3 separate regions of the Homo sapiens genome follow, and regions 1 and 2 are each linked to region 3. The links are chromatin contacts, found by Hi-C or POLR2A ChIA-PET in ENCODE. All regions are on one chromosome and are shown on one strand. Each heading gives the region's core, a stretch centred on a gene start or an enhancer-like site at or near the end of the contact. The rest is flanking DNA. Distances are from core to core; before and after follow the strand shown. Region 1 overlaps OXA1L-DT (OXA1L divergent transcript). Region 2 overlaps SLC7A7 (solute carrier family 7 member 7). Region 3 overlaps TRD-AS1 (TRD antisense RNA 1).

Region 1 (2,700 bases), core at 1-2,500, 330 kb after region 3:
GGGATGATATTACTCTCAATATCGCACAGGTCATACACCTCTTCTGTGATACTGTTCGTCATATCCACAGTTGAAAATAATGATATTATGCCCAATTTCACAGGGGGGGTACAACCCCCAGGTGACAATGTTTCTAATATCCAGGTGGAGTGAGGATGATATTACTTCCAATATCGCAGGGGGTGTATGCACCTTCTTTCGTATTGTTCCTAATATCCAAAGTGAGAGAGGATAATATTACACCCAATATCACCGGGGCTGTACACCTCACTTGTGATATTGTTCCCAATATTTAGAGAGAGAGAGAGAGAGGATATTATGCCCAATATTACAGGGGGGTGAACCACTGTTCCTAATATTCAGGGACGCAGAGGATGATATTATTCCCAATGTCGCAGGGGGTGTACACCCCTTCTGTGATATTGTTTCTAATATCCAGGGGAAGAGAGCATAATATTTCTCCCAATATTGCAGGGGGTGTACACCCACCTTGTGCTATTGTTTTTAATATCCAGGACAGAAGAGGATACTATTAGTACAAATATCAGAGGGGGTGTAAAACCAGGGGTAAAGAGAATGATATTACTCCCAACATTGCAGGGAATGTACATTCACCTTGTGATATGGTTTCTCATATCTAGAGAGGGAGAGGATAATATTACTCTCAATATCGAAGGGGGTGTACACCCCTCCTGTGATGTTAATATCCAGGTTAGGGGAGGATAATATTACTCCCAGTAATGCAAGGGGTGTACACCCCTCCTGTGATATTTTTCCTAATATCCAGGGTGGCAGAGGTTGATATTACTTTCAATATTGCAGGGATGTACACATCCCTTGTAGTATTGTTCCTAATATCCAGAAGAAAAAAGATGACATTACTCCCAATATTGCAGCAGTTGTACACCCCCTTTGTGATATTGTTCTTAAAATATAGCAGGGAGAAAATGATATTACTCTCAATATCGCGGAGAGTATACAACTCCCCGTGATATTGTTCCTAATATCCAGGTTCGGAAAGGATGATATTACTTTCAGTATCTCAAGAGGTGTACACCTTGCCTGTGATATTGTTCCTAATTTCCATGGGCGAAGAGGATAATATTACTCGCAATATTGCAGGGAGTGTACAGCCCTCCTGTGATATTGTTCTGAATATCCAGAAAGGAAGAAAATGATATTACTTCCAATAACGCACGGGATGTACACCCCCACCTGTGATATTGTTTCTAATATGCGGAAGTGGAGAGGATTATATTACTCCCAATATCGAGATGTTGTACAACCTTTCTGTGATATTGTTCCTAATATCCAGGGGGGTAAAGGATAATATTACTCCTAAGATCACAGTTGGTATACACCTCTCTGTAAGGCTGTTTCTAATATCCAGGGAAGGAGAGGATGATATTACTCTTTTTTTTTTTTTTTTTTTTTTTGAGGCGGAGTCACGCTCTGTCACCCAGGCTGGAGTGCAGCGGCGCGATCTCGGCTCACTGCAAGCTCCGCCTCCCGGGTTCACGCCATTCTCCCGCCTCAGCCTCCCGAGCAGCTGGAACTACAGGCGCCCTCTACCGCGCCCGGCTAATTTTTGTATTTTTTTTTTTTTTTTTTAGTAGAGACGGGGTTTCACCGTGTTAGGCAGGATAGTCTCGATCTCCTGACCTCGTGATCCGCCCGCCTCGGCCTCCCAAAGTGCTGGGATAACAAGCGTGAGCCACCGCGCCCAGCCGTGATATTACTCTTAACATCGCAGGGGGTGTACACTTCCCCTGTGATATTGTTTCTAAATCCAGAGGGGAAGTGGATGATATTACTCCTAATATCGCACGGCGTGTACACCTTTCCCACCATGATATTGTTCCTAATATCCAGGGCGGGAGAGGATGATATTACTCCCACTATCGCAGGGGTTGCATACCCCCTCTGTGATATTGTTTTTAATATCCAGGGGGCAGAAGATGATATTACTCCCAATATTGCAGAGGGCGTACAAAGCCCCGCCCCGTGATATTCTTCCTAATATCCAGGAGGGGAGAGGATGAAATTACTCTTTATATTGCAGGAGGCATACACATCCGTGTGATAATGTTTTTAGTATCAGTTGGGGAGAAGATGATATTACTTTCAAAATCGTGGGGGTGTACACCCCCCGTTGTGATATCGTTTATAATATCCAGGAGGGGAGAGGATGATATTACTCCCAATATCGCAGGGGGTGTGCACCCTCCCTGTGATTTTATTCCTAATATTCAGGTGGGAAGAGGATGATATTACTCCCAATATCGCAGGTGGGGAAAACACCCCGCCTGTGATATTGTTCTTAATATCCATTAAGGGAGCAGATGATATTACTCCCAAAATTGCAGTGAGTGTACACCCACCCTGTAATATTGTTCCTAATATCCCGGGAGGGAGAGTATGTTGTTACTACCAATTTCGAAGGGGGCGTACACCCCCTCTGTGATACTGTTTTTAATATCCAAGGGGAAAGAGGATTATATTACTCCCAATATCGCAGGGGGTGTGCACTCCTATGTGATATTGTTCCTAATATCTAGCGGGGGTAGGGGATAATATTACTCCAAATATCGCAGGGAATGTACACGTTCTCTGGGATATTGTTTTTAATATTTGAGGATGGAGGATGATATTACTTCCAATATTGCAGGGAGTGTACACCCACCCTCTCATGTTTTTCCT
Region 2 (2,700 bases), core at 15-2,514, 410 kb after region 3:
ATTTGGGCAAGAATCCACCTTAAGTTATCACTTCAGAGTGCTGCTCATCCACCTCCGGTGGAAAGCTGGGCTATCACTTGTGGTAGGTAGACTAATGGCCCCCCAAAGATGTCCACCCCCTAATCCCTGGAACCTGTGAGCCATGTTATATTGCATGGCAAGGGAGAATTAAAGTTGCAGATAGAGGCCAGGCGCAGTGGCTCATGCCTGTAATCCCAGCACTTTAGGAGGCCAAGGCGGGCAGATCACCTGAGGTCAGGAATTCTAACCAACATGAGTCAGCCTAACCAACACGGTGAAACCCCGTCTCTACTAAAAATACAAAAAATAGCTGGGTGTGGTGGTGGGTGCCTATAATCCCAGCTACTCAGGAGGCTGAGGCAGGAGAATTGCTTGAACCCAGGAGGCGGAGGTTGCAGTGAGCCAAGATCACACCACTGCACTTCAGCCTGGGCAACAGAGCAAGACTCTGGCTCAAAAAAAAAAAAAAAAAAGAAAAAAGTTGCAGACAGAATGAAGATTGCTAATCAAGTGACAAAACAGGGAAATCATTCTGTATTCTCTGGGTGGGCCCAATGTAATCACAAAAGTTCTTAAAGATGAAAGAGGGAGGCAGAAAGGTCAATGTCAGAGTAGTACAATATGAGAAAGACTCTCCCAGTTACTGCTGACTTTGAAAATGGAAGGGTCCATGAGACTCTAGAAGCTGGGAAAGGCAAGAAGATGGATCCTCTCCTTAAGCCTCCAGAAAGAAACACAGTGCTACTTCATATTAGCCCAGTGAGACCCATTTCAGACTTCTGACCTCCAGAATTATGAGATGATAAATTTGTGTTGTTTTCAGCCACTCAATTGGTGGTAACTTGTTAGAGAAGCAATAGAAAACTCATATGTTGGCTGGGCACAGTGGCTCGCTCCTGTAATTCCAGCACTTTGGGAGGCCAGGGTGGGCTGATCCCTTGAGCTCAGGAGTTTGAAACCAGCCTGGGCAACATAGAGAAACCCTGATTCTACAAAAAATACAAAAATTAGCTGGGCCTGGTGGCGTGCACCTGTAGTCTCAACTACTCAGGAGGCTAAGGTGGGAGAATTGCTTGAGCCTGGGGAGGTCAAGGCTGCAGTGATCCTTGATTGCACCACTGCATTCCAGCCTGGGTGACAGAGCAAGACTGTCTCAAAAAAAAAAAAAAAAAAAAAAAAAAAACCTAACTGCAGGCAGAAAACTGGAAGTAGCACTGGGTGGTACTATTCATTACATTTGTTGAAAAATGGAGAAAGGGGAAGTGAAACCCTTGACAGCTCACTGGATCTTGGTGTACTGAAATTTCCCTCTCACTGCAATCAAAAGAATCTAAATGTGACCTTATGCAAAGAAGGCAGGCATCCCTTATGATAGCAGATCCTCAAACAAGTATGTACCTCTCTCTTTAATGTACTACATGAATCCCAGCTCTTCTAGCAAATCATCATTTTTGAACAAAGTATACTCTTTCATTATCATATTCTAATCAAATATCGCTGATGCCTATGAAATTGTTTCCTCCTTTCAGTAAAAGGTCAAATACGGGCCGGGCACAGTGGCTCATGCCTGTAATCCCAGCACTTTGGGAGGCGGAGGCAGACGAATCACGAGTTCAAGAGATTGAGACCATCCTGGCCAACATGGTGAAACCCCGTCTCTACTAAAAATACAAAAATTAGCTGGGTGTGGTGGTGTGCGCCTGTAGTCCCAGCTACTGGGGAGGCTGAGGCAGGAGAATCACTTGAGCCCAGGAGGCGGAGGTTGCAGTGAGCTAAGATCGCGCCACTGCACTCCAGCCTGGTGACAGAGCGAGACTCCGTCTCACAAAAAAAAAAAAAAAAGGTCAAATACGTTTATTAGCCTTACTTGTAATATTTGTAGATAAGAGTTCAAAAGCATCATTTCTGATCTTCCATCCCATTTTCTCCAAATGCGTTACTGAGCAACTCCTCTCTGCCTTTATTCTCTGCTATGTAGTCTCCAAAATACCCAGATTTATACTTTTATCTAGGCATTTTTCTCCTTGCCTCTAAAATTTCCATTCTAAAGCCTTATTATACACATCTCTCCCAATCCCTATAAACCTCCTCTATCCCTTACCAGGAGTTTATCTTTCTGGTATCTTAGAATCTTAGAATTTACGGTTAGGAACTCTGTTCTGTGTTCTTTTTTCTTTCACATACACAGCCTTCAGCTGACAAAGAGACGAAAATTCCACCTGCCACTCAGTTTGCTACTTTAAACTTCACGTCACCAGTGAGACATCTCAGCTATCTTCTGACTGGTGACATCATTCATCCCACAGCAATTAGCAGAAGGATAGCAGTCCCTAGGCTTAATTGGTGTGAGCAAGCTCTTGGTCACATGTTGCTCAGAAAAACTGCACATTTCTAGGTTAGGCTGGGTCTGTGTATAGTCAGATGCACACTATTCCTGGGGGAAGGCCAAACCCCACAACTGGCATACTCAGGCCTGCTAATACCCTGGTGTCTCCAAAATACTCTACCACTGCTGTTTCCTCAGAAGGTCCAGATATAAGCTCTCTGGAAACGCCTCATATCTGTTACCTAAACCCAGAGATTTCAAGTCTCTTCTTCCTTTTCTTTGCTGCATCCCCATTTGTTTTGTCTAATGTTGGTTTGGGAAAATCTCTACACCTTTTTTTTTTTTTTTTTAAT
Region 3 (2,700 bases), core at 174-2,673:
AGTAAATGTAAAATTCCTGTTCAGTAGTTGTCTATTAAAGAATCTCTCCTTCCTTCCTCTATTCACATCCATCAGGGAGAGGAGTAGGCTGATGGTGCCAGCTAAGGACCTCGGCACTCCTAGACCTATTCCTGAACCATTAATGGCTCTGAATTTGGGACAGGAATGTTACTCTCATGGTTAATTCCTTGCTCACTTGTCTGCTGGTGCTTGTTCACAATGTCAAAGATATGGCAACTTCATGGGAAGGCAGGTTTAACTTTTTGGTGTTTTTGCACTAGCCTGTATATCTGTCTACCTTTCATATGAGAACCACCTTGCTGATTCAGACTGGAAGCTTCAAGAGAGAAGTTTCTTTCCATTTAATGCACTGGGGATGGTGCTCAACAGAGAACCACACTCAAATCGGGGCTAAATAATATGGCAATATCATGGTTACAAAAGAAACACCTCCCTTTCTCACCAAATCACTGAATCCCTTATTCTATAAAAATGAAATTGAACTGCAAACATCACCACCATGACAAGAGGATTTAGGCACACTGATCAACTGATTAAATTCTATTTGTCATCCAGAGTGATCCTGGAGGCCTTCAGAGCCTGGAGGAAACCTCTCTGTGACTCTACTCACATCTTTACACACGGAAAATCCAATTAGGCTGAGTATCTACAGCAGCTTCCAGAAGTAAACTGATTGCAGAAGGGCAGCCTGCTGCCTGAGGACTGCAGGGGACGAGGAAGGGGTGGGCCACCTGGAAGGGACCTCTGCCTTCTCAGCACCTAGAGTTGGTTTCCAGATGATCACATAGTTTAACCCTTTTCTTTTATAGACAAGGAAATTGAGGCCCAGAAAGGTTAACAGTCTTGCCCAAGACCTAAGATTAGAAGGCAGAGTTGGGGTTGAGAATTGCTTATGTGAGACTCAGACCCAAAGCAGACGACCATATTTTCAAATTCAGTGAAAACTGGAAAACTCGTATGGGCCTACCCAGCCTGGAAAATCCCCATGTATTACCAATACATAGTAAACGAATCAAAGATTGAAAAGTTTACTTGAAAACCAATCAGAAGTCCTCTCCCACATGCAAAAATCCCACCCTAATAGAACACTCATCACCCGTCAGACTGTCTTAACACTTCTTCCTTTTTCTTTCTTTGCAAACCCCTTTGAGCCTGTGCCAGAAGTGACGGTGTCTGCCACCCTCTCTGCAGTCAGTCCTGACCAGTTCTCTGGGGTTTACACCTGTCCTCTGGCCACTCGTCTGCTGCACTTCCTGCATCTGCTTGTTTCACCTTGGCCCCAGCTTTACCTGAGGGGTGCTTGGCCTGTGCCTTGAGTTCCAGGGCCTATGTTTACTTCAAAAATATTAATGTCAATTCCTTCAACTTGTTCCAAAGACAACAGAGCCTCTCACAAGCAGGCAAGCCCTGCCACTTGTTACGTAGTTGAGGCTGACGAGCCTGCAGGTCCCAGCCAACTTTATCACCTCCCTCTTCTGAGGGGTGGAAGTCCCCAACATCTCAGGGTCCCCTGAGAGTATGGGGATTCCCACATCGGCAAGTACCTGCTTCAGAGAAGCCCATGAGAAACTGGCCCAGAGCAAGCGGGTCCACCCTCCCATTGTGGGAAAGTGAAGGGCAGAAGGAGTCTGGCTGGAGGTCACTCCTGCCACTGATCTTCCTCACTCGGGTCCAGCCTGTCAGAGGATAAAGCACAGTGGTGGGTGGGGGTATCTGGCTCTCCCCCACCCTCCTTCTCAGGGGTTCAGTAGTCCCTGGGAACAAGATTCAGCTCAGGAATTTCTGGGATGCTGGTCAGTTCTGGCCCTAAGGACACTGGGAGTGACAGCGGGCTGCTAAGGATGTGACAGTGACTGGGCTGTTCCCTTCACATGACTACCAGGGCAAGCCCTGGCCAAATCCCAGCACCTGCTGAAAGTTGAAGCTGACCACTGGAGTGATTAGATTCATGACATGTGGTGGAGGCCTGGGGAGTGGAGCTACTGGGAAAGGACACAGCTAAGGAATCTCCTCCCTCCCAGCATTGCTTGACCCTTTCACAAAGACAGTGGTAGGTAGAGGAAGAAGGAGAATTGGCCTACTCCTTCCTTTTCGCTGTATATGGTCATAGAAATTGTCAGAACTTTATATCTAGATTCAAGTTCTATCTCTAGCACAATTAGCTCTAAAACTTTGCGAACGTTACTTAACCTCCTAGGTCCTCTTTGTTCATAAAACGAGAACGTAATACATACCTTGGTTGGCTGTGAAAGTTATATGAGTCAGTGTTGTGGGGAAGTTGAAGGCATGCAGTAGATGCACAAGGAAAATTAAATTCCGTTCCCCAGTTCCTGGCTTGCAAGTTGGGGGTTAAACTCAGTTAAGCTCAGAGAAGACATGACATGACGGGGGATCAAGGGAGATGTGGGAAGCTCACGGGCTGTGGTTCCCACTGATCCACATTAGACTCCAAATGACAACACCCTCACAATCCCATGAAATTGAGCAGAATTTCTCTTCTTTCTTGTGATGTTTCCAGAAATGAAGAGAGAGGGAAGGAAGACACAGACTCTGATCTTTGGCTTCACTTTGGTTCCAAGACCTGGAGCTGATAGTGTATGGAGGGTTGCCTGTTTGTCCAGGCACTATGAATAAGACCAAGGTAATCCAGCCCAACTCTACGACACAGCTAAGCCAACA

Evidence for each region. A loop is a pair of places that touch in the nucleus more often than their neighbours do. ChIA-PET counts read pairs that join two places held with the same protein, here RNA polymerase II (POLR2A). Pooled maps may share reads with other maps.
Region 1: a loop to region 3 is called in a map of heart right ventricle, with 4 times the contacts of the local background. The contact joins two enhancer-like sites. A Hi-C loop is called at or near these places in 2 of 168 maps with a recorded cell type or tissue (A673 and heart right ventricle), 2 of 37 single-sample maps with no recorded cell type and 11 of 50 pooled maps. POLR2A ChIA-PET finds 5 or more read pairs at or near these places in 2 of 52 experiments (OCI-LY7 and activated B cell).
Region 2: a pooled map shows a loop between it and region 3 (3-fold over the local background). The contact joins two enhancer-like sites. A Hi-C loop is called at or near these places in 2 of 37 single-sample maps with no recorded cell type and 2 of 50 pooled maps. POLR2A ChIA-PET finds 5 or more read pairs at or near these places in 1 of 52 experiments (B cell).

Annotation. Positions count from the first base shown.
Region 1 is chr14:22,711,766-22,714,465 of GRCh38, forward strand. The region is part of intron 2 of OXA1L-DT (OXA1L divergent transcript); the gene reads right to left. Among named protein-coding and RNA genes, the nearest start is that of OXA1L-DT, 53 kb to the right of the region's middle. Within about 2 kb of position 1,251, at least 3 of the 41 ENCODE cell types and tissues checked have a DNase peak (open chromatin) inside an H3K27ac peak, as active enhancers do.
Region 2 is chr14:22,789,152-22,791,851 of GRCh38, forward strand. All of the region lies in intron 2 of SLC7A7 (solute carrier family 7 member 7), which reads right to left. Among named protein-coding and RNA genes, the nearest start is that of OXA1L, 24 kb to the left of the region's middle. Within about 2 kb of position 1,265, at least 5 of the 41 ENCODE cell types and tissues checked have a DNase peak (open chromatin) inside an H3K27ac peak, as active enhancers do; they include B cell, where a contact is called at or near this core.
Region 3 is chr14:22,382,433-22,385,132 of GRCh38, forward strand. All of the region lies in intron 2 of TRD-AS1 (TRD antisense RNA 1), which reads right to left. It also overlaps TRA. Among named protein-coding and RNA genes, the nearest start is that of TRD-AS1, 99 kb to the right of the region's middle. RefSeq lists an enhancer at 1,222-1,931. Within about 2 kb of position 1,424, at least 3 of the 41 ENCODE cell types and tissues checked have a DNase peak (open chromatin) inside an H3K27ac peak, as active enhancers do; they include B cell, where a contact is called at or near this core.